Linked DNA regions of Homo sapiens: regions 1 and 3 are each linked to region 2. Evidence: chromatin loops called from intact Hi-C (ENCODE). Cell type or tissue: endothelial cell of umbilical vein. All regions are shown on one strand. Region 1 has its middle 57 kb from the start of RAPGEF1. Region 2 has its middle 35 kb from the start of MED27. Region 3 has its middle 36 kb from the start of RAPGEF1.

What was found. A loop is a pair of places that touch in the nucleus more often than their neighbours do. Peaks named below come from ENCODE experiments on the same cell type or tissue, not always from the same donor. Only the 100,000 strongest peaks of a DNase experiment are listed, where the experiment ranks them.
Region 1: a loop joins it to region 2, with 3 times the contacts of the local background. A loop is called at or near these places in 6 of 110 quality-filtered maps.
Region 3: a loop joins it to region 2, with 2.8 times the contacts of the local background. A loop is called at or near these places in 6 of 110 quality-filtered maps.

What each region holds. Positions count from the first base shown.
Region 1 is chr9:131,792,780-131,800,779 of GRCh38, forward strand. No RefSeq gene overlaps it. Among named protein-coding and RNA genes, the nearest start is that of RAPGEF1, 57 kb to the left of the region's middle. RefSeq lists an enhancer at 1,246-1,750 and a silencer at 6,543-6,733. In endothelial cell of umbilical vein, no CTCF peak of the experiment used is centred here; no DNase peak of the experiment used is centred here.
Region 2 is chr9:132,110,381-132,118,380 of GRCh38, forward strand. No RefSeq gene overlaps it. Among named protein-coding and RNA genes, the nearest start is that of MED27, 35 kb to the left of the region's middle. In endothelial cell of umbilical vein, no CTCF peak of the experiment used is centred here; a DNase peak (open chromatin) is centred at 3,911; H3K27me3 peaks cover 225 bases.
Region 3 is chr9:131,771,918-131,779,917 of GRCh38, forward strand. No RefSeq gene overlaps it. Among named protein-coding and RNA genes, the nearest start is that of RAPGEF1, 36 kb to the left of the region's middle. In endothelial cell of umbilical vein, no CTCF peak of the experiment used is centred here; no DNase peak of the experiment used is centred here.

The sequences.
Region 1 (8,000 bases), 320 kb before region 2:
TGGTGTTTGGAGAACAGAGGCTGTCGGGCTGCAGGACTAGGCTCCGGCCCCTCCCTCCCTTGTACTGTTTACTTATGATCTCTCTCTCGACGTTTCGCCCCCAAATGCCCAGAGCCTAGCACAGGGCCTGGCACAAGGAATGCCCAGTGAAAGTTGGTTACATTCAACCCAGTTGGAGGCACGAGCCCAGAAGTGGGAGTGACAGGGAAGGCTCCCCTGAGACCAACAGCGGCCTGACACCCCCTTCAGCCTCCGGGACCCCACCTGGGTCTTGGTCTGTTTTCCCTCTCTCTCTGCATGAGCACTGATGTCCTTCCAGGCTATGCTGGTTGCTGTGACAGTAGCCCCTTCCCCACACGGCAGGGTCTGTGACACCCTAGCCATGCCCACTGCAGCCTTCTCAGGAGAACTGGGAGGAGAGAGAGGGTTTTTTTATTTTTGTTTTTGTTTTTTGAGAAAGGGTCTTGTTCCGTCACGCAGGCTGGAGTGCAGTGGTGTGATCATGGCTCACTGCAGCTTCTGCCTCCCAGGCTCAAGTGATCCTCCTGCCTCAGCCTCCCAAGTAGCTGGGATTACAGGCATGCACCACCACACCTGGGTAATTTCTTTTATTTTTTTACTAAAAAAAATTTTTTTTGAGATGGAGTCTTACTCTGTCACCAAGGCTGGAGTGCAGTGGTGTGATCTTGGTTCACTGCAACCTCCGCCAACCGTGTTCAAGCAATTTTCCTGCTTCAGCCTCTCAAGTAGCTGGGATTACAGGCATGCACCAACATGTACAGCTAAATTTTGTATTTTAGTACATGTTGGCCAGGGTGATCACGAATTCCTGACATCTGGTGACCTGCCCACTTTGGACTCACAAAGTGCTGGGATTACAGGTGTGAGCCATCACGGTCAGCCTATTTTAAAATATTTTTTATTTGAGGTCTCACATGTTGCCCAGGTTGGTCTTGAACTCCCAGCCTCAAGTGATCTGCCTGCCTCGGCCTCCCAGAATGCTGGGATTACAGGTGTGAGCCATCATGCCCAGCATAAAGAGAGGTTTTTACGAGGTAGGAGCAGGAGACACCAGAACACATGAGAGTGTGTGAGGTGGCCATGGATGGCTGCTGACCCCCAGAGGGAGGGCAGGGAGAGGTGGGGTGGCTGAGGGTCAGCTGGTGGCCTCTGGAGCAGGCCACACTCCAGCCACGCTCCTGTTGGGCCCAGATGACCATGGAGGCATCCCCAGGGAATGTGGGGGACGGGGGTCTGGCAGCTCCTGGCAGCGGCCCCATTGGTGGGGACACTGACATTCTTCCAGGGTCGGAGGGAAGTACCCCAGGTCCGGACTGTGGGTAGAGGCCAGGACAGCAAAGGGGAGCAGGGTGAGGGGCCATGTGGGGGCTGCGGCTGAAACCGCTGTAGGGGCATGCATGATGCCCACTTCAGAAGCTCCTGGACACCTCTGGGCACCTGGTGTAGGTGAGGTGGGCAGGGTCCTGATGCCATGTGGGGGAGGCCGAGCCCGTGGGCATTAAGCATTCCCTAAAGGAGGAGGTTCTGGTTGAAGGTGTTCACATCCTTTGATTCTGAAACAGATGTGAGAGACGAGGAAGGGAAGGGGTAGAGCGATGGAGTGCCAGGGAGAAAGCCAGAGTGGAGGCACCTCCGGCTAATGAGTAGAGAGGCAGAGACACGGGAGAGGGCAGGGCGGGAAGAAAGGCAGAGATGAAACGTGTTGGAAGCACCGAGTTAATGCAACTACTAAGTGGTTCATATTTCCCAGCTAATAAGACCCCCTCTGCAGGGAGGAGGGGACGGGACAAGAAAGCACCGTGGTTCGAATGACTCAAGGCGCTGGAGCTAATGAAGTCACCGGGGACTCGGAATTCCTCGGATACGGCTCTGTGGCAATGCTATTTTAATTCAGTCTGAGGATGACAAAGGGAAGGGTGACAAAGGGAAGGGAAGTCTCCTGTTAACACGACAAGCTTGGGGTACAGGAATTGGGGGTTGAGGAGACAGGTACACTGCAAGGGGTTGTCTGACATGGGACAAAGGACTCAGGATGGACGCAGAGACAGGGAGGGGTGACACACGGTCCTGGGAGGCAGTGAGCACACCACAGATACACTCAGGGTGAACTGCACTCCTCGAACACAGCACAACGAAGCCCATCCGTCCATCAGCTAGTATTAATCCAGAGCCGCAGGCATGGGAAGGGCAGAGACCAGCCAGACTCAGGTCCCACGGGGCTGACCTCTCTGATTCCAGGCTGGAAGCAGCATCCTATTCTTTCAGCAGAAAGTACAGACTCCTCTGGGGAAGGGGGTCTTCCTCTGCCCACCTCTCAAGAAGCATCTGGCATTACCTCCTCCCTCCCCAATGTGCCAGTCCTCTGGGTCTTTCCTTCCTTCAGAACCTATTTCCTGCCTTGGGGCCCTTGCACCTGCTATTTCCTCAGCCTGGAATGCTCTCTGCTGCTAACTCATATACCTCCTTTAGCTTTCAGGCTTCTGATCAAATGTCGCTTCCTCTAGGGTGCTGTCCCTGATGCCTCAGACCAGGACAGGGCCTTGGACATTGTGTTAGTTTCCCGTGGCTGCTGTAACAAATGACCACAAAGCGGTTGCTTAAAACAATGGAAATTTATCCTCTCACAGTTCTGGAGGCCCAGAGTTCAAAATCAAGGTGTTGGGAGGGTTGGGTCCCTCTGGAGGCTCAGAGAGAATCTATTTCGTGCCTCTCCTGGCTTCAGGCAATCCCTAGTCTTGCTTGGCTTTTGGCTGCATGGCTCCAATCTCTACCTGTCTTCACACAATTCTTTTCTCCATGCATCTGTTTTCTTTTTAGTCTCTTAAAAGGACACTATCGTCGGGTTTAGGGTCCACTCCAATCCAGGATGATCTCATCTTCAGAGCCTTACCTTAATGACATCTGCAAAGACCCTTATTCCAAATAAAGTCACTGTCCTAGGCTATTCTTGCACTGCTATTAAGAAATACTTGAGACTGTAATTTATAAAGAAAAGAGGTTTAATTGGCTCACAGTTCCACAGGCTGTACAGGAAGCGTGGCTGGGGAGACCTCAGGAAACTTACAATCAAGGCAGAAGGTGAAGGGGAAGTAGGCAGATTTTAGATGGCCTGAGCAGGAGGAAGAGAGAGAAGGGGAGGTGCAACACGCTTTTTTTTTTTTTTTAGATGGAGTCTCACTCTGTTGCCCAGGCTGGAGTGCAGTGGTGCGATCTTGGCTCACTGCAACCTCCGCCTCCTGGGTTCAAGTGATTTTCCTGCCTCAGCTTCCCCAGTAGCTGGGATTACAGGCACATGCCACCATGCCCGGCTAATTTTTGTTTTACTATGTTGGCCAGGCTGGTCTCGAACTCCTGACCTCAAGTGATCTGCCTGCCTCAGCTTCCCAAAGTGCTGGGATTACAGGTGTGAGCCACCGTGGCTGGCCCAACACACTTTTAAACAACCAGATCTCTTGTTTAAAAACGTGGCACCCTCCCTTTCTCTCTCGCTCCCACTCTGCCATGTGAGACGCCTGCTCCCCCTTCACCTTCCTCTCTATGATTGGAAGCTTCCTGAGGCCTCCCTAGAAGCACATGCTGCTATGCTTCCTGTATAGCCCGCAGAACTGTAAGCCAATTAAATCTTTTTTTTTTTTTTCATAAAAAAACCCCAGTGTCTTGAGAACTCCATATCATGAGAACAGCACCCAGCGGATAGTGCTAAACCATTAGAAACTGCTCTCATGATCCAGTCGCCTCCCACCAGACCCCACCTCCAACAGGCCTGACCCAACTGGATTGGGTCATGGCCCTGCTGCATCCATGATGTCCAGCCAGGGCAGGTGCCTTGCAACTACTGCCGAGTGACTGATGGGACTGTTGGGCCCTTGGGAAGACTGGTGGGAGCAAGGGGGAAAGGACACACCCAGGGCCACCCCACCGAGGCTGTAGCTTTTGGTCCCACAGTGAAGAGCAGCCAGGAGGCCCCCCACCGACAGCCAGAACTGGAAGGGGCTTACAGGTCAGCCAGCTTAGTGCCTGTGTTAACAACTGGGGAGAACAAGACTCAGAGGAGGCCAGGCACGGTGGGTGGTTCACACCTGTAATCTCAGCACTTTGGGAAGCTGAGATGAGCAGATTACCTGAGGTCAGGAGTTTGAGATCAGCCTGGTCAACATGATGAAACCCCGCCTCTACTAAAAATACAAAAATTAACCAGGCGTGGTGGCATGCATTTGTAGTCCCAGCTACTCGGGAGGCTCAGGCAGGAGAATTGCTTGAATCCAGGAGGTGGAGGTTGCAGTGAGCCAAGATCGCACCACTGTACTACAGCCTGGGCGAAAGGGTGAGACTCTCTCTCAAAAAAAGAAAAAGACTCAGAGGAGACCAAGGGCCTCTCTGAAGGACACGGTGTGACCACATCACATCCTCAGCACTCTTCCTGTCCCCTTGCACTGTGTTCCCTGCCCGTAGCATGGATCTGAAACTTAGGGCCAATTCTCAGGACAGTATAGGGAAGGCATGGGTAGGAGCCCTGAGATGCCAAGGACGAGGTGCCGTCAGCTGGAGTCACTCCCACAAGCTTAGCCTTCAGAGGTTTCCTCTCAGTGTCTGCAAAGAACTCCAGTTTTCCTTAAATAGTTTCATTTTGCCTAATTATCCTCCAGCCGCAAAGCGAATAAGAGGCATGAGGGATTAAGGAGAATCAAGAGGAACAGGCATTAGGGCTGTGAGCTGGAAGTGGGGAGGATGGGGAAGCCAGGGCAATTGGAGAGTCGGGTCAAAGCATATACAAGTTGCACTCCGTTTGAGAAACAGTATGTCAGAGTGGCTAAGAGAGTAGGCTCTGCACTCAGACTGACCTGGGTTTGAGATCCATATGGCCACTGGCTAACTCAGGGACCTTGGGCAAGTTCCTTGACCTCTCTGAGCCTTATTCCACATTTGTAACTTCAGAATAATGATGTCTACTCCAAACATGGATTGTCAGGATTTACTGAGAGAATGGCACCATGCCTGGCTCTCAGTAAGGCTCAATAAACAATAATGATTATGCACAGAGGTCAGAGAGGGTAGAGGAACTTGGAAAGTTATAAAAAGGCTCAAAATCCCTGAGTTTGATTCTAAATGTCTTTGCAATCTAGTCCAGGAAGGCAGGGTCATGTCTGTCTTGTGACTACTGCACTGGTCCCAGCAACCAGCAAAGTTCCTGCCTATTGGAGGGCCTGCCTGGCTCCTGATTGAAAGGAAGAATCAATGAGTGGGTGAGTGAATGAAGGGCAACAGCCTTCCTTCTTTGCAGCTGCAGAGGCTGGGCAGTTATTGGGCCATGCAGGACTCAATCAGTCTGCCCTTTCTTGTTTTCTGGTGCCCTCCAGCCTTGACGCCATGTTTAGACCATTGATATTCACAGAATAATTTCCAGCATTGATTACTCAGATGGAACACCCTCCCTCCCAAGCTCCGCCGCCTTCCTCAGTCTTCCCCACCACAGGCGACTCCACCGAGTTTCCTGATTAATTCCCCTCCATAAACATTCTGATGAAGCCGCCAGCTCTCGCCAGGCAGCCTCCCAGAGCAAGGATTATTTCACAAAGCTGCTTTTCTCTTTGTGACCTGTGTTCATTAGCTGCTGCAAGGGTCACAGTCTGGGCTGCTTCAGTGGGGCCACCTCTGGGCAGGCAGTTCCCCTAGAGGAGAAGCTCTTCCCAGCCTGCCCAGGGTGGAGAAGGTCACCCCTGCCCAGACCCAGTGGCCTGGAAGCCGTGGGAAGTAGCACATTCCTGGCAAGGGAAGAGATGCTCTCAGTGGAGAAAATACTAGGTGGAGGCGCATGACACTTCTGATATTCAGCCATTTGCTGACCCATGAAAATGGCAATTCAATTTAATAGGACCCTCTGTGGTTGAGCCTAGAGAGAGGGAGGGGAAAAAGGAGTGAGGGGTCTGGAGTCAGAAACACAGGCAGTCCTGCTCTGTGTCTTCTCAGCTGTGTGGCTTGAGGAATGTGGCCTCATCCCTCTGGGCTGACTTGTCAAGTGTTGATAGCCACAGCACCGCCTTGCAGGGGGGTGTGTAGTTTCAGTGCAATCATTACATCACAGCCTGCTTCCGTGGCTGCTGCAACATCCCTGTGCCCTCAACAGCAGCTATTTTAGCAATAACGAGTGAGTTGGGGGCACTGGGATAGTGCAGCTGCCCACTGACTGGCTCCCCAGGTGCCTACCTTCACTTCTTCGGAGTCACTTCTCTGGCAAAGGCACCCAGGGGGTCCAGGAGACCTTGGACACAATGGATTTTAGTGGCAACCAGAGAGGTCCTCTATAGCCCACTTCCATGAGTGGATAAACATGGTGCCTGGCACAGACGGGATCCTCAACAAACTGAAATGAATGAGACAAGTGTATCAGCTGATGTCTTAGAACACAGAATTCAGCTTTGAGAAGTAAAAGATACAAAAAAAGTCATAGGAGGTTGGAGAGTGGGCATGGTGGGAGAGCAGCAGCCAGCTCCTGGGGGTGGGTTAGCAGGTGCTTTTATGGGGCCCTGGAAGTCACTGGCACTTTGAGCCTAAGGGTGTGGCGAGTGTCTGGGGAGCTGTCCGTGGTGCTGAAGCACAACCACTGGTGAGGGCAGCTGTCCTTTCAGTGCCTGTGCTCAGCGGAAGCCTGTCCCACTCCTTCAGGAATTCTGAGTCCAGAAAGGAAAGAAGCAGTGGAAAGGGAGGCAGAGAGTGAGAGGTGAGGCCTGCACAAAAGGTTATTCGTCAGACAATCACTGCCAGACTGGAGGAAGCACTTTTGTTTTCACATTATTGCAGTCACCAAACACTAATTCCCTCATGAGGGAAACATCGGCATCTCTCCCACCAACATGCTCCGAATGCCATCCTTTTTTCATTGCTGTGTAGTATTCCATCACATGAACTATACATAACTACCACAATTTGTTAACTCATTCTATTTTTTTTTTTTTGACAGACTCTTGCTCTCACTCAGGCTGGAGTGCAGTGGCACGATCACCGCTCACTGTAGCCTCAACTTCCTAGGCTCATGTGATCCCTCTGCCTCAGCCTCCTGTGTAGCTGGGGCACAGGCATGTACCATCATGCCCAGCTAATTTTTTTTTTGTAGAGATGGGGTCTCCTTATGTTTTCCTGGCTAGTCATGAACCCCTGGGCTCAAGCAGTCCTCCTGCCTTGGCCTCTCAAGATGCTGAGATTACAGGTATGAGCCACTGCACCTGGCCCCAATGCCATCATTATGGCAAAAGTCAAATCAATCTTGTGTCTCCAAATTTGTGATGTGCACCCACCCTCATTCCTCTTGTCTGGAACCTCTCTGCAGGTCACTGCCCACTGCTCCTTCCAGCTCCAGGCCTTTTGCCCTTCCTACTTTCCATCATCTCATCTGACCCATCCTTTAGAGCCTGTCTCCAGATTCTCCTCTTCCAGGAAGCCTCCCTTGACCACTTCAGCCCACTCTGCCTTCTTGCTCCTCTGACCACCTACTGAACTTGGAGCCAAGTTTAGCAAGCGCTGCTTTTCAAGATATTCTCCATAAGTGCTCTCTTTCTCCCCACTCAGTTGTGAGCTCTCAGGGGACCCAGTTCTTGCTTCTTTTACCTCCTTCCAGCAGAGCCAAGCCTGAATTCTGCATGAATATCAACATCAGCAGCAGTGGCATCAGCCACTGTGAATGAGCACTAAGGCTGTGTTGGGGCTGTGCTGCACTTCCTGTGCTTTATCTCACTGAAAACCCATGGTAACTCTGTGAAAGCAGATCCTATGATTACCACCATTATAATAGGAGGCTCAGAGGGACGAGGTAACTTGCCTAAAGCCATACATGCATGAGGGCTAGGGTTCAAGCAAAGGTCTGCCTGACCTCAGGGTCTAGTTCTTAACCAGCAGTCCATCTGATTCATAGCAGTGACCCATAATGGCAACACACATTCTGAAACCAGTCCCGCTCTGCTGTTTACTTATGTTGAGGCTGTACG
Region 2 (8,000 bases):
ACCTGGCAACAGAGTGAGGCCCTGTCTCAAAAAAGGAAGAAAAGGAAAGAAAGAAGAAAGGAAGAAAGAAAGAAAGAAAGAAAGAAAGAAAGAAAGAAAGAAAGAAAGAAAGAAAGAAAGAAAGAAAGAAGGAAGGGAGGAAGGAAGGAAGGAGAGAGGAAGGAAAGAAGGAAGGAAGGAAGAAGGAAGGAAGAAGGAAGGAAGAAGGAAGGAAGGAGAGAGAAAGGAAGGAAGGAAGGAAGGCCAGATGGGCGCAGTGGCTCACGCCTGTAATCGAGCACTTTGGGAGGCTGAGGCAGGCAGATCATGAGGTCAGTAGTTCAAGACCAGCCTGCCCAACATGGTGAAACCCTGTCTCTACTAAAAATACAAAAATTACCTGGGCATGATGGTAGGTGCCTGTAATCCTAGCTAGTCAGGAGGCTGAGGCCAGAGAATCACTTGAACCTGGGAGGCGGAGGTTGCAGTGAGCCGAGATTGTGCCACTGCACTTCAGCCTGGGCAACACAGCAAGATGTTGTCTGGAAAAAAAAAAAAAAAAAAAAAAAAGGAAAGGAAAGAGAAATAGAGACAAAGAAGGAAAGAATAAAAAGAAAAGAAAAATAAAATATAGAAGCTCATGAAAAAGAAAATGAAGATTGCTTACAATTCCACTTTTGGTTAAGTATACTCTTTATATGTATTCTATTAATTTCTATTTACATCCACACCAGCCAGTCTATCTTGCATGGTTCAGAAGGGCCCTGGACAATTGTTAAATAAGTACATCCCTGCCGCTCTTTACCCAACGCAAGCTTCCTGAGGTTGCCCACGTGAGAAGCAGTCCAATTTCAGCCCAACATCTGCATTCTGAACATCACCCTCACGACCTTTAAGGCTGGAATCAAAATTTGCTCTTTGTTTTCTACATTGGCGGTGTCTTATCATGTGTGGCATGTCATCTAATCAGTCATCAAGTCCGGATTGTTCCACCATCCAAATGTATTTTGAGGCCAGGCGCGGTGGCTCACACTTGTAATCCTGGCACTTTGGGAGGCTGAGGTAGGTGGATCGCTTGAGCTCAGTAGTTCAAGACCAGCCTGAGCAACAAAGTGAGACCCCTCCCGCACCACCGTCTCTACCAAAACAAACAAGCAAACAAGATTAGCCGGGTGTGGTGTCGTGTACCTGTGGCCCATTCAACCTCTTTTTCTTTATAAATTACCCAGACTTGAGTATGTCGTTATTGGCAGCATAGAAACAAACGAATACAATCTTAAACCACAGACTTTCAGAATATGAAAATCATAAAATTTTCGAATCCAGATTTTACAGTCATTGGAGATTCCAGAAACCAGTCTAATAACTCCACCGTATAGATGGAGAAACTGGGCCCAGTGGGGCTCAATGACTTGTTCCAGGCCCAAGAGTTAAGGGCAGAGGTAAGATCTCCCCACATCAAGGCAGACCTATTCTTCCATAGCAGTAGTTTTCAAACGGACTTCTCCAAGGCACCAAGGTTCCTTAGAAGTATCATAAAGGTTCCGCCTGCAAGACATTGAATCCCACTAGGCCTAGTTTCTCCATCTATACAGTGGAGTTATTAGACTGGTTTCTGGAATCCTCCATGACTGTAAAATTTGGATTCCAAAATGTTATGATGAAGGGAGGGATGAGGAAGGGATGAGCAGAGAGTGGAGCCTCAAGCCTATAATTAAAACAGTTCTACTTTCACCTCATGTATCTTGAGACCTGAGTAGTTGTCTTTTTTAAAAAAGGGGTTTTCTTCCCCCCAAAAGTTTCAAAAACTCATGCACTGTATATTGTGTTTAATAAATAATCATGAGCAGCAAAAAAAAATTAAACCAAAACCAGAAAATGAAACCCCACACATGATCCCAATGGTAATACAAATGAAATCTTTAAAGATATTGGTTAGGAACACTCAGGTTGATACAAACATCCTAATTTTGTTTCCTGCAGGTAGTGGTTGGGGGTTAGAATGACAGCCGTCTATAACAGAATACAGCCTAGAAATCTGCATCTGAGTTCCTGTCTCAAATAGAGCTGGGCAATTTCAGATTCTGGGTACAGAGAGGAAGAGAAAAGACTGTCCCAAAATGTTCCTCTGGCATCACGTCAGGAACTGCATGTATTTACAAAGAGGCACTCACTCCTGAAAGACCGTGGTTGATAATGACATGCTTGGAGGATTGGATCCTAATTCTGATTAAGACTTTCAGCTACACAAATAAAATATTTTCATTGATCAAGGCTGAATCTTCCACTTTTACTCTCCAAAATGCATGTTTTCTATCCTGGGGAAGTAACGCCCCCAAACTTTAAACAAGGTAACCAGATCAGGATTCAGTCAGTAGCAATCAACAAGGACAAATGGATTAATGACTGGCGGTGGAAAGACATTTGTCCAGGTCTACAATTTAATTTTATGTATGTATATATATATTTAGAGACGGGGTCTCACTGTATTGTCCAGGTGAGTCTTGAACTCCTGGTCTCAAGTGACCCTCCAGCCTCGACCTCCCAAAGTGCTGGGATTACAGGTACGAGCCACTGCACCTGGCATACAATGTCAATTTTTAAAGTTTACAGCATCAGCCAGGTGCAGTGGCTCATGCCTATAATCCCAGCACTTTGGGAGACTGAAGCATGTGGATTACTTCAGGTCAGGAATTCGAGATCAGCCTGGCCAATGCAGTGAAACCCTATGTCTACTAAAAAATACAAAAATTAGCCAGGTGTGGTAGCATGCGCCTGTAATCCCAGTTACTCAGGAGGCTGAGGCAGGAGAATCGCTTGAACCTGGGAGGCGGAGGTTGCAGTGAGCCAAGATCCTGCCACTGTACTCCAGTCTGGGTGACAGAGTGAGACTCCATCTCAAAAAACAAAAAAACAAATAAACAAACAAAAACCTTACAGCATCTTCATAAATAAACTGCTTCCACTCTAGGACACTTTGAATGGAGGATAAAGGGTGCCAGGGAGCACACTCTTTTAGCCCCTAGCTTTATCTTTGTGTCCTTGTTCCTAGTGCAACACTCCGCAATAGGTTGATTAGAAAGACACTCATGTACTTTTTGTTTTGGTTTTGGTTTTGGTTATTTATTTATTAATTTATTTTGACGGAGTCTCACTCTGTCACCCAGGCTGGAGTGCAGTGGTGTAATCTCCACTCACTGCAACCTCCACCTCCTGGGTTCACGCGATTCTCCTGCCTCAGCCTCCTGAGTAGCTGGGACTACAGGTGCGTGCCATCATGCCCCGCTAATTTTTGTATTTTTTAGTAGAGATGGGGTTTCACTATGCTGGCCAGGCTGGTCTCAAACTTCTGACCTCGTGATCTGCCCGCCTTGGCCTCCCAATGTGCTGGGATTACAGGCATGAGCCACCGCGCCCAGCCACTCACTTATTATATAATGGAAACCTCACTTTCACTTTGCCGGGATCAAGGTTTAACTTCACTACAGTTCAGTATTTCCAGGACTGTTGAAAGATTACAGACAAAAGAAGTCTCCTATGAAAAGCTACCCAAAGCAGAAGGGACCTTCATGAGGGATAAGACCCTGCTCTCTTGCTTTCTAGCGGGTTTTAAGGCAACTCTTTTTTGTTTACTTTGTCTTTCTGTTTCTGCTTGTTTGTTTTTTACACACGTTCAACCCAAGGATCATAAAAAAGCTTGGCACTCAGGGCAGTGACAACACCCTTTTATTTCGGTGTGCTTTATTTTTTTCATAACTCAAGTAACGATGTAACTTATGATCCAAATGAGACTATGAGAGAAAAGGGGAATATTAAGAAATACTGTATGTGCATTTACTTTCCCGCATATATTCAGTTTCCATCACCCCAGCATCCGAGCTCCACGAGGGCCGACTTAACCCAGCCCGCCACAGTGCCCTCAGCACCATGGACAGCGCCCAGCAGAGCGCAGGCGGGTGGAGGAGGCTGGGCAGTGCGGTCAGCACCTGGGAAGCAGCTGATGAGGCAGGCCAGAATGTCTACTGTGAGACCTAAAGGATGAGTGCGGGTTTTCTAGATGAACATCGGGGAAGAGAATATGCCAGGCTTCTGTACAAACTCTGAAAAGGGAAAGACGAAGACTTGTCTGAAGAGCTGCCAAAATGCCACCATGGCTACAGTGGAAAATGGAAACGTGAAGAGGGGTGAGACAGACTAGGCAGGGACTCTGGAGGCCTGGACTTTATCCCAAGAGAGGTGGAAAGCCACTGAAGTATATAAAGAGGAATGATGACTCTTAGTTGCTTTTTTTTTTTTGAGACGGAGTCTCGCTCTGCCACCAGGCTGGAGTGCGGTGGCAGGACCTCGGCTCACTGCAACCTCTGCCTCCCGGGTTCCAGTCATTCTCCTGCCTCAGCCTCCTGAGCAGCTGGGACCACAGGCGCATGCCACCACGCCCAGCTAATTTTTTTATTTGTAGTAGAGACGGGGTTTCACCATGTTGGCCAGGATGGTCTAGATCTCTTGACCTCGTGATCCACCCACCTCGGCCTCCCAAGGTGCTGGGATTACAGGCGCGAGCCACCGCACTCGGCTTTTTAAGTTCATCCACATTTAATGATATCAATATACTGCAGGGTATTTTTCTTTTACTTTTTAATAGGTAATATTTTTACATGATTCAGAATTTGAAAGCATTCAGTGATAAGTCTATCTGTCCCCTCTATTTTTCCCTGGAGTCATCTGCAAATGTTATTAATTTCATATTTATGTGTCCAGGGATGTCTTGCAGCTATATAAGCAAATATTTTCAAAAATAATATGTCTTAATATATTTTTGTACCCCTTTTGCTAAAGGTAATGAATGCATGCTTTACACACTCTTCCGCACCTAGCTTTTTTCATCTAATGCAATATGCTGAGGGGATCTTCCACATCAGTTGTATATCTTAGTTTAGCATTTAAGGCATTTCATCTCCTCAAAATTGTTTCCTGCTGTTTCTCATCTTTTTCTGTGAGGCCAGTTCTTGCCTTTGGTCTCAATCTTTAGAGTATTATTTTCTAAACTGTGTTTTATATTCACAGACATTCCTCACCCTACCCCACTCCCAAATAAGTTTGGGAAGTGCCAGGTTAAACAAGGTTCAGCGTGTCTCCTTTCTGCAGAACTTCTCTGGACTGCAGTAGATTTAATGTCCTAGTCCTCACACTGGCTCTCACAGAAAGGACATGGTGTGCAACCTTTCCCATCTGCATTTGTTCCTGGAACCTTTTCCCTGAGCATCTCAGGGGAATGTTGTGCTGTAGAAGGGATGTAGGAAAATGCTGCTTCAGACAGCGTTTCTCTCCCTAGTCCAGTACTCAGTAAAGACTGACCAGTTCCTGCTGTCTATCTATCTTTTATGCTTGATGCTGACCAGTACTTTTCTGTTAATAATTCCTCTCCAGACAGGTTAGAGCAAAATCAATTAGGTTACCACTTTCTTAGTCAGTGACCAGATATACCCTGGTCACCTTGATTAGATTTGAGTGTTTCCCAAGTCAGCAAGGCATCCACAGGCTACTTCTCAGAGAGAGCAAATTTCTGTGTTTATGTGTCCTATGCTGATTCTGACTAGGTCTGCATTGTAAAAGGGACTTCTGCTCCAAAGTTGGAGTGCCTTACCCTAGCTCCCTAATGACCGACCATAGACCAGAGGACCCTGGGCTCCATCTCCAGGCGTCTGTCTCCTATCCCATGGCCTCCTCAGCCCCTGTTCCCATACTCAGTTGTATAGGATATTATATTGGGCACTGATCACTTTTCTCCAGCAGAATTGCAAATTTTTTCAAGTCAGAAACTTTGTTTTCTTCTTAGTGTGTTCCATATCAACCTCTCCACCCTCCCCCAGGGCCAGGCACACTAGAACTCATTATTTTTGAAATAACTTTATGGGAAAAATAGGTACCTGATATGGTTTGGCTGTGTCTCCACCCAAATCTCATTTTGAACTGTAGACCCCGTAATCCCCACGTGTCGTGGGAGGGACCCAGTGAGGGGTAATTGAATCATGGGGGTGGTTGCTCCCATGCTGTTCTCCTGATAGTGAGTGAGTTCTCATGGGGTCTAATGGTTTTATAAGGGACTTTCTCTCACTTCGCTCTACAGTTCCCCTTCCTGCTGCCATGTAAAGAAGGACGTGTTTGCTTCCACTTCCGCCATGATTGTAAGTTTCCTGAGACCTCTCTAGCCATGCTGAACTGTGGGTCAATTAAACCTCTTTCCTTTATAAATTACCCAGTCTTAGGTGTGTCTTTCTGAGCAGCATGAGAATGGACAAATACAGTACCTATAATCTCTCTCTTCACTTGTCAAGCAAAAAAATGTATTGCTCAATAGAGCTCTGCAAACCAGTGGACTTGTGGGTGGGGATGTGTTCTGTCTGCACCTGCCCTCCGTGTCCTCACCTGCCCCGGCTCACAGCCAACATTCAGTGAACACTGGGGGTGTGGGCCACAGTCCGCCCATTATTTGAATATTCACAGAACCAATGATGATAAAGGCTGGGGGTCCTTGGAGATCATGGAGTCTGACTCCCCTCATTTTGCTTATGAGGGGCTAAAGATGGCTCTGGCTTGCCCCAGGACACACAGAACTGGGACTCAAGCCCAGGTCTTCTGCCTTCCCTGGCTCTGCCACTGGCAATATTGTCTCCTTGGTAAAACGGGGTTAATGATATCCACCTTGCAGGACTACTGTGAGGCTCACTCTGCCGAGAGGGTGCATGTAGGGTTCTTGGCACAGTGTCTGGTGCTGTTACTGATCAATGTATAGTGGTTATTGTGGCTAAGCAAATATCCTTCCCCCCATGCCTTAAAAGCTCAAAAGAGTAAGGCTGATTTCTCTACATTTCTAATGTCTATCAGTGTCTTACGGTTAATAGAGCCCAGCAAGTATTTGATGATGGTAACCGGTTACCTGGTTGCTTATGTAACTTTTACCTTATAGCCCCAAGAGAAATTGGCCCTGTCCCCTTCTGAAGGATGATAGGTGTCCACTCTGGTAGAAAATTGAGTTCCTATGTGACTTTGGTTAGACAAGACTCTTCCCCTTGCCTCGATTTCCCCCATCAACTCACTAAGCTTGGCCTGAGGAAGAAGATGCAGTAAACCTTGATTTATGGATTCATTAGGGCTTGGAAAAGGTCCCTAGTCCTCAGAGCCAAGCACTGTTATTTAAAGAACACTGATGGAAGAGTGGAGTTAGGTACTCAAATCGCCCTCAGAGGACTGACAAGGCAGCCAGTCATTGTAGGGCATTTAGAGAGCTAATTCCTTGTTTCAGTATTTAAGGCCTTCGAAAAAGCTACATCCATCTTCCATGAAGAAAAAAAAATGTTCTTGCATCTTCCTGCTATCTAGAGATTATTTAGTACTCTGATATTGACACCACTTCTGTAGAAAGATTTAAAGATAAAAATGCAATGTATTCAAGTGCTGATCATTTTTCATCGTCACTTAGTGACAGTACAGCCTGGAGTCAATTGCAGCAGATTTATCTTTTGTGATATTGATTGCGTGCATGTGTGCTGAAGCTGTTTGCAAATACCTGGCTTCATCTATGAGGGGGCACTGCAAGCGCTGGGGGTGGGAGGCTTGGACAAAGAGACAGGGCTTGGTGAGGACCCTGCCTCTAGCTTTTTGCACTACAGGAGAGTCTGGATGGGCACTGCTGAGAAAGAACTGGACCAGGAGTCCCAGAAAAGGCTGATCATTAAATGTCTGGGGAGGAACCTACTGTTTAGTCATCATGCAAAGTCCCTGAGGTGTTAGGAGCGAAATGGTCGGGAGTCATTTGTGTCCTGAGGCTTATAATAAACATGCAGAGCTGGAGTTCCAGCCTTCTTTGAAATTTGTGTCTCCTCCCTAAAAGTGTATGGGTCAACAGCTCCCCAGTTGGGGAGATGTGATCCCAGTCAAGTCATTCAAACTCCCTGGTCCTCAGTCTCCCCATCTGTCAACAGCTCCCCAGTTTGGGAGACAACTAAGCCCTAGAATGACAC
Region 3 (8,000 bases), 340 kb before region 2:
CCTGTGGTATCCCTGAGCTCCGCCCAAGCTGCAGCTCAACTCTGCAATGGCTTCTGGCCCTCTGTGGGGTCCAGTTCTTCTTTTCTGGACAGCAGAATCACAGCTGCACAAAGGTACTTGGAGGCCCTCTCCACCTCTGCCTGGAAGCAGGGCTGCTGCTGCACTGGAAGAATAACCCCCATCGAATGGGGTGTCCCCAGGGTCCTGCCTTTCTTCCCTGCCTTTCTCCGTGGCCAGGAGATCCTCTGGTAGGGCCGACGGGATGTGAAGGTGACCCCAGGCTGCCTGCAAGAGGACTCTTCCAAACAAAAGCCTGACCAACAAACAGCCATGCCAGCAGGGAATACAATCAATATTCCGAAGTCACAAAAACCGGCTTCAAAGCCAGCAGTGGCTGGGAAGCCAGAGTGAGGGGTTGTGGAAGGTTCTGCTCACTCCTGCTCTGTTGCCAGGGCCCAGTGGCGCTAGGGAGGGGAGTGGCAAAGGCGGATGGTAAAATGGTTAGGCTGGTGGAGCTGACATGGGGCCCTGGAATCAGAAACCCATTCCCTGTACACTGAGTACAAATTAACTCTGCAGCCTTGGGCACGTCTCCATCTCTCTGGGCTTCAAAAGAGGAGAAAAATGAAGAGGTTGAATAAAATGCTCTTTCTGGGGTCTGAAGAGATTACGTATTTCCCCTGAGGTCCCCCAACTGTGAAGCAGAGACTGTTCTCAAACTCAAGTCTGACTCCTGGGCCCACGCCAGCAGTCCACGGTCAGGCTAGATGGAGCCATGTCAGGAGCCGCCGCCGACATGCGGGCTGTGCTCAGAGCCCCGCCCAGCACTGGCTGGACCAGGTCTCTCTGATGAGGAAGACAAGGCATGGCTGGAGGCTCTCTGCAGGTGGAGAGTTGGAGGACAGCCTGGTCGGGGGGACAGAGTGGGTACTGGGGCTGACTCACCGCCATGCCAGCACCCTTCCTTGGGGAACCGCCCTTCCTGAGCTGGGCAAGTGGGAGCCTCTGAGGGGTCAGTCGCTGCCCAGGAGTTTGGCCGAGACATCCACCCTCTGTATGAATCCTGCCTTTTATGTTCTGCATTTCCATTGCTTTGACATCTTGGGGTCTTGCTGACTCTGGAGGGACTGCCCCCACCCAGGGCCAAGTCCCAGGGGTAATAAAGGGCTCACTTAGGAGCACGCCTTTCATATGAAAACCATGCAGTCTGGTGTTCACACCCCAATAGTCTCCTTTTCCTCACTCTGACACTCTGGGCCCCTGCCTACCTGCCCCAATCGCCCCAGGGCCAGGTATCAGACAACTAGGAACAGCCCCTATGCCCCAGAGAACCTGAAATTATTCAAGTGAGCTGACCCCAATCCTGCTCATTCCCATGGGAACCACAATAAAGGCTCTTGGCCACCCCTTCCCCTGGCTCCCTCTGCCTCTTGACTGACCTCGGTGTTTCCCTGTGTGGCCCTGTGTTTCCTGTTTGGCCCTGTGTGATGTGGTGAGTCCCCTCCTCTTGGGGTCTGTGGGTATAACAAACCTTCTTTTTTTTTTAGACGGAGTCTTGCTCTGTCGCCCAGGCTGGAGTGCAGTGGCGCGATCTCGGCTCACTGCAAGCTCCGCCTCCCGGGTTTACGCCATTCTCCTGCCTCAGCCTCCCAAGTAGCTGGGACTACAGGTGCCCGCCACCACGCTCGGCTATTTTTTTTTTTTTTTTTGTATTTTTAGTAGAGATGGGGTTTCACCTTGTTAGCCAGGATGGTCTCGATCTCCTGACCTCGTGATCGGCCTGCCTTGGCCTCCCAAAGTGCTGGGATTGCAGGCTTGAGCCACTGCGCCCGGCCAACAAACCTTCTTTCTAATGGCAGTCCCTTGATCTGTTAGCCTCACCATACCTGAATAATAATAAAACCTACATTTTAGAACGCCTTCATATATGAATGCCCGCGTCGGTCCCTCCTTGGATAGCCTGGGAGAAGAGCCTGCTCCTGGGGCGTTGATGTAGTGGAGGGAGCCCTGGATGAAGTCTAGGTGTCTGAGGATTTGAGTCCCACCCTTGGCTGTTTGGTGCCCCCTCGGCAGCCTCACTGTGAGGCAGGGCAGCTGGGCAGCCGGGCAGCCGGGCAGGGACTATGAGTTCCTTTGCTATATCAGAAACTGGAGTGACCTGTCCAAGGTGCTGAACTGGACTAGTCCACTCACCCTCTCCCACTCAGTTCTTTCTGACTCCCAGACCAGGGCTACAGGCCCTTATTGGGACACCTGTGGGAGTGACTTCCTACTCAGGACGAATGGTGTTGGGAATGCCCCTCCCCTCACTCGGAGGGTGGGGGTTCTCAGCTAAGAGTTCAGACTGTGCCCATAGCTGATTGGACGAGGTAAGCACATGACCAAGGAGGACCAATCCATTCACTCTCCCAGGTACTTGCAGGTGGGGCCAGGAAGGGTCTGTGGGTCCAGCTGGGGTTGGTGAGTGGCCCTTCTTCTCCCCTTGCTTTGGAGAATACAGGGGAATGAGTCAACGCCTCCAAGGGGGGTTCAGCAAAAGAAGAAGCCAGGAGCCTAGGGGTTTGATGTTTAGGCCTCAGATTCTGCTCTGTCCAGAGGCCTGGCTGCCTCTTGTTCCTGGGTAATGGAGGTCACTCTGGTAACTTTCAAAGTCCCCCTGCTCAAGGGCTCTGGCTCTTTGCCTGCACAGCCTCCTCTGCGGCACCCCAGGGCCCCACTCCCTCCCCTGCGGCTTCATGAAAGCCCTCATTTTACAGATGGCTTGAGACACAGACAGGTTAAGCTGCCTCCCCCAGGGTTTGGGGGCCCCAGGGCAGCTGGGGTGGCAGTTGTGGAAGGGGCACTGGAAAAGGAGTCGGGCTGTGGCTGGGAGCTGGCAGCTGCACCCTGTCCAACAGCTCAGGGCTCACCAGCCTTGCTGAGCCAGCACACCGGCGGAGACTGAGGGAAGCTGGGGCAGTTTGTGAGGTCTCAGGAGACTCCCAGTGGCAGAGAGCTGGCTGCCCCCAAGCTCCTTGCCTGGGGCCCAGGCAGTTTGCTGTGTCACTGCAACCACCCTGGCTTCTCCTGGGGAGAGAGGACAGACAGAACGGCAGCCAGGAGAAGGCAGGTTGGCCGGCCAGACCCTGGGGTGGGCTGGGAGGTCTCAGCTCTGTTTGAATGTGGCTACCTTTTAGGAGGCAAATCCCACCTGAGGCAGGGCCAGGTCACTGGCACTGCAGACTTAGGGAGCCAGGCCTCTTGCCCATGCATGTCACATCACAGCCCGTCTGTGATTCCCCCTTCCCGGCTTCTGTTTCCTCCAACCCTCTCCTCTGTGTTGAACTAAATACTTTTCAAAGGGAATCAATGCAGAGAGAGGGTTTTTTGTTTGTTTGTTTGTTTGTTTGTTTTTCAGAAGCAACACCAGGCTCTTTAATTTAAACTCTCCATGAGCTCTTCCATCCAGCGAGCTTTCCTGGCTCATCTGAAAGTTGGGCCCTATCCCTGACCTTGAGGGAGGGATGACCTCTGACCTGGGGGGAAGAATGACCTATACTTTTGGGGCTGTGGGGGCCTCCCTGCCACTTCCTCCTTCTGTTACGGTGGCATCACCTGTCCTTGCCACCTTCCCACCTGCCCCAGATTGCACACCTGCCCCCAGTGCAGCTCTGCCCCAGTGAGGAACTCTGCCCACTTGGCTGGTCCGTTCTGACAGAGGACTTTCTGTTTGCTGGGCAACCAGAGGCAGAGTGACCCTGGCCTTCTGGAGGGCCACAGCCTAGGGCTAGAAGGAGGAGTGACAGGAGGGCAACAGCTCATGTAGGTCACAGAGTGTGAGCTTGAAAGGGACTTGAGAGACCATTAGGTCCACTGCCCCTTCCCTGCTTCTCAGAAGGGGATTCCCCAAGACCAGCCTTGAAACCAGTAGACTAACTGATCAGTTGAATAATTTTAACACCCACCACTTACATGTTGGATGCTTACTGCATGGTATGCACTTCACTGGGTCCTATTATCTGTTAGCACCACAATGAGCCCATGAAGTGGGTGTCCTTTGTGCGGTTGAGAAAGTGGAGGCTACAGGAGGCTATGCCACTTTCCCAAGACCTAACCTCTGGTTAGCAAGAGAGAGAGTGGAACTTGAACCCAGGGATGGTAGATTCCCAAGTGCAAGTCTGAAGGCTGCCCCACCCAGCCCACCTCCTGAGAGATGAGAACACCCAGCCGTGGGGGCCTCATAAGAATTCAGCAAAGGAGCCATTCCTGGTGTCCCAGGCCAGCCCCAGCTCCCTCCCCTCCCTGAACAAGGACAGAATGCCTGCAGTTCCCCATGGAGTGGCAGGATGGCACATCCCTGTGGGGAGCCTGCAGCCTTGGGCCTCAGCCACTGGGTCTGTGCCAGCCCTACCACGGGCATCATTTGAGAATGTCAGCGAGGCCCTCACTCCCTGCAGCAGGCTTGCTGGCTCTTTATGCCAATATTTTTGTGGGACATCCACTCTGCCCAGATCTGTACTTGGTGCTGACCCCCTGTCCTTCAAGTGTCGTCTGTCCAGTCCAGAAAAGAGCCCAAGACCCATGACAATCCTTTTGGGATATAAAGGATCTAAGAAGGCAGCCAGCAGGAGCCCTGGAGACCATCTGATCTGTCCTGCCCATCTTTCAGACGGGGAGCCTGGGGCTCGGAAATAGGGTAGGACTTGCCCAGGGCCTCACAATCCACCATTGGGCAGGCCGGGATGTGAACCTCAGGCCTCAAGCGGTGCAGGACCCTGGACAGCTCCCAGGCTCTGAGAGACTCCAGGCCTGGGTTCATGGTGAAGCTTGGGCCTGGAGTCCCCACCCCAGAGGGGAGGGACTGCACACGTTTCCCACCTGGCCTTCTGGTGACCAGTCATAGGATGTGCAGTAGCAGAACAGCAGAGGTGACACTCCGAGAGCCAAGTCCCTTCCCCCGGGAGAAGTGGTACCAATGGTCAGACTGTGAGGAAAGGGATGTGACACCAAACCAGAGAGGTCAGGCGCAGTGGCTCATGCCTATAATCACAGTACTTTGGGAGGCCGAGGCGGGTGAGTCAACTGAAGTCAGGGGTTCGAGACCAGCCTGTCCAACATGGTGAAACCCCTTCTCTACTAAAAATACAAAAATTAGCCAGGCATGGTGATGTGCACCTGTAATCCCAGCTGCTTGGGAGGCTGAGGCAGGGAAATTGCTTGAACCTGGGAGGCGGTAGTTGCAGTGAGCTGAGATTGTGCCACTGCACTCTAGCCTGGGAGACAGAGAGAGACTACGTCTCAAAAAAAAAAAAAAAAAAAAAAAAGAAAGAAGAAGAAAAAAGAAAACAACAACAACAACAACACACACACAAAAAAACAGAGAGAGCCCAAAACAGTAGAAGCACCTCACAGCCCAGAGCAGGAATGCATCAGGTCAAAGGCTGCACCATGAAACTGATAACTGAGAACATAAGCGGTGCATTTCAGAGAGACTTGATTTTCTCCCTCTTCTTCCTCTTCCAGCCACTTATATTTCATTCCTTCAAGGAGGTACCTTCAGTTATCTAGAAAATGCACCATACGCCAGGGCACAGTGGCTCACACCTGTAGTCTCAGCATTTTGGGAGGCCAAGGCAGGAGAATTGCTTGAGCCCAGAAGTTTGAGACCAGCCTGGGCAACAAGGTGAAACCTCGTCTCTACAAAAAATACAAAAATTAGTGGAGTGTGATGGTGCCAGCTACTTGTGGAGGCTGAAGCCAGAGGATCCCTTGCACCCCAGAGGTTGAGGCTGCTGTGAGCTGTGTTCGTGCCACTGCACTCCAGCTTGGGTAAAAAACAAGACCGTGTCTCAAGAAAAGGAAAGAAAATGCACCATATGAGGCCTCTCTTTTCTCAAAGATGCCATGTTGTCTGAACACTTTTCACATCTGCAATTAAATGATTATGTGCTTAACACCTAACTCTTGCCAAACCACCAGTCCTACAAGGGCATGGGCCCCATCTGCCTCTTTTCCAGCTGCATCTGAGTGCCTGGCACAGGGCCTGCCCCAGAGTAGTTGCCTGATCAACTTATCTTGGGTGAAGGAGTGAATGGAGGAAACAGTGCAGTGTCCTTCTGATAGGCTCAGCAGCTTGAGGGGCAGCTGGGTGCCCGCTGCCCCTGGAGTTCTTGCAGCTCTCCAGGGCCATGAAGCTAGACATAGATGCAGTGTGTCAGCTCCCTAGACCTCATGCAGGGATGCCTGTTCAAACAGGGAATGCTGGGTTCTAGATCCCAGCACTCCTTCCCAGGGAGTGACCTTATTAGGCTGGTAGGGGATAAAAGATGACAAAGGGGCCAGGCAAAGTGGTACGTGCCTGTAATCCCAGCACTTTGGTAGGCTGAGGCAGGTAGCTCATTTGAGGTCAGGGGGTCAAGACCAGCCTAGCTAACATAGAGAAATCCCATCTCTGCTAAAAATACAAAAATTAGCCTGGCGTGGTAGTGCATGCCTGTAATCCCAGCTACTTGGGAGGCTGAGGCAGGAGGATCGCTTGAACCTGGGAGGCAGAGGTTTCAGTGAGCTCAGATTATACCACTGCACTCCAGCCTGGGTGACAGAGTAAGATTCCTTCTCAGAAAAAAAAAAAAAAAAGGGCCTCACCCTGACACTGGCATGAGGTCAGCCTGATTGGGTGTCAGTGCCTCTGCCCCAGCTTTCCCTGAGCTGCTCCTAGGGAGCGAAAGGGGGATTTGCTTCCTTCATGGGCTTCTCATGGCCTCTCAGTGAAGTCTGAGCTTTCTTATGGAACCTTCTGTCATTGGTTTTTTCCCACCCCTCTCCACTCACTGGTGACAAGTGTAGTCTTTGCAGGGAAGACAGCTGTGGGAGACAAAACTATGCTCCCCACCAAGATGTTCCTGTCCTAATCCCTGGAATCTTCGAATGTGTTCCCTGACGTGGCAAAAGAGACTTTGCAGATGTGATTAAATCAAGGGTTTTGAGGTGGGGAGATGATCCTGGATTATCTGAGTGAGCCCGATGGAATCACAAAGGTCAGAGCCAGAGAAGGAGGTGTGACAATGGAAGCAGAGGTCAGAAAGAGAGAGACAGGAAGAGGCTATGCTGCTGGCTTCAGAGATGGAAGAAGGGGCCAGGAGCCAAGGAATGCAGGCGGCCTGTAGAAGCGGTAGAAGGCAAGGAACAGATTCCTCCCTAGAGGCTCCAGAAGGAATGCAGTCTTGCCGACACCTCGATTTTAGGACTTTTGACCTCCAGAACTGTAACACATTCGTGTTGTTTTAAGCTACTGAGTTTGTGGGAATTTGTTAGGGCAGCAATGGGAAACAAATAGAACAACTATGCAACTTTGGATTTGCCTCTCGCTCTTTATTTTCTTTTTCTTTTTTTGAGACAGGGTCTCACTCTGTTGCCCAGGCAGGAGTGCAGTGGCACAATCATGACTTACTGCAGCCACACTCTCCTGGGCTCAAGCAATCCTCCCACCTCAACCTCCTGAGGAGCTGGGACCACAGGCATGCACCACCATGCCTGGCTAATTTTTAAATTTTCTGTAGAGATGAGGTCTTGCTACATTGTCCAGCCTAGTCCCGAACTCCTAGGTTCAAGTGATCCTCTCATCTTGGCCTCTCACAGCATTGGTATTACAGGCATGAGCCATTGTGCCTGGCCTTTGTTTCCATTTTATAGTGAGGCGATACACTGTAGGTTCCTGGTATGGGACCCCGTGGCTTCACAGGTGCCCTCAGTCTGGCTCTGCTGCTTTTGCAGATGTGTGACCCTGAGAAACTGCTTGACCCCTCTGAGTCTCTATTTCCTCACTGATAAAAGGGGAAGAGCAATCCTCACCCCGTTGCACTCTTGTGAAAGTCTGATGAGACAGAGTGTGCAGAGGGCTGAGAATAAACCAGATGTGTTGTGAGGACCCATACCTGGTTAGTGTTCTTTTTTTTTTTTTCTGAGATGGAGTCTCACTCTGTCGCCCAGGCTGGAGTGCAATGGCACGATCTCGGCTCACT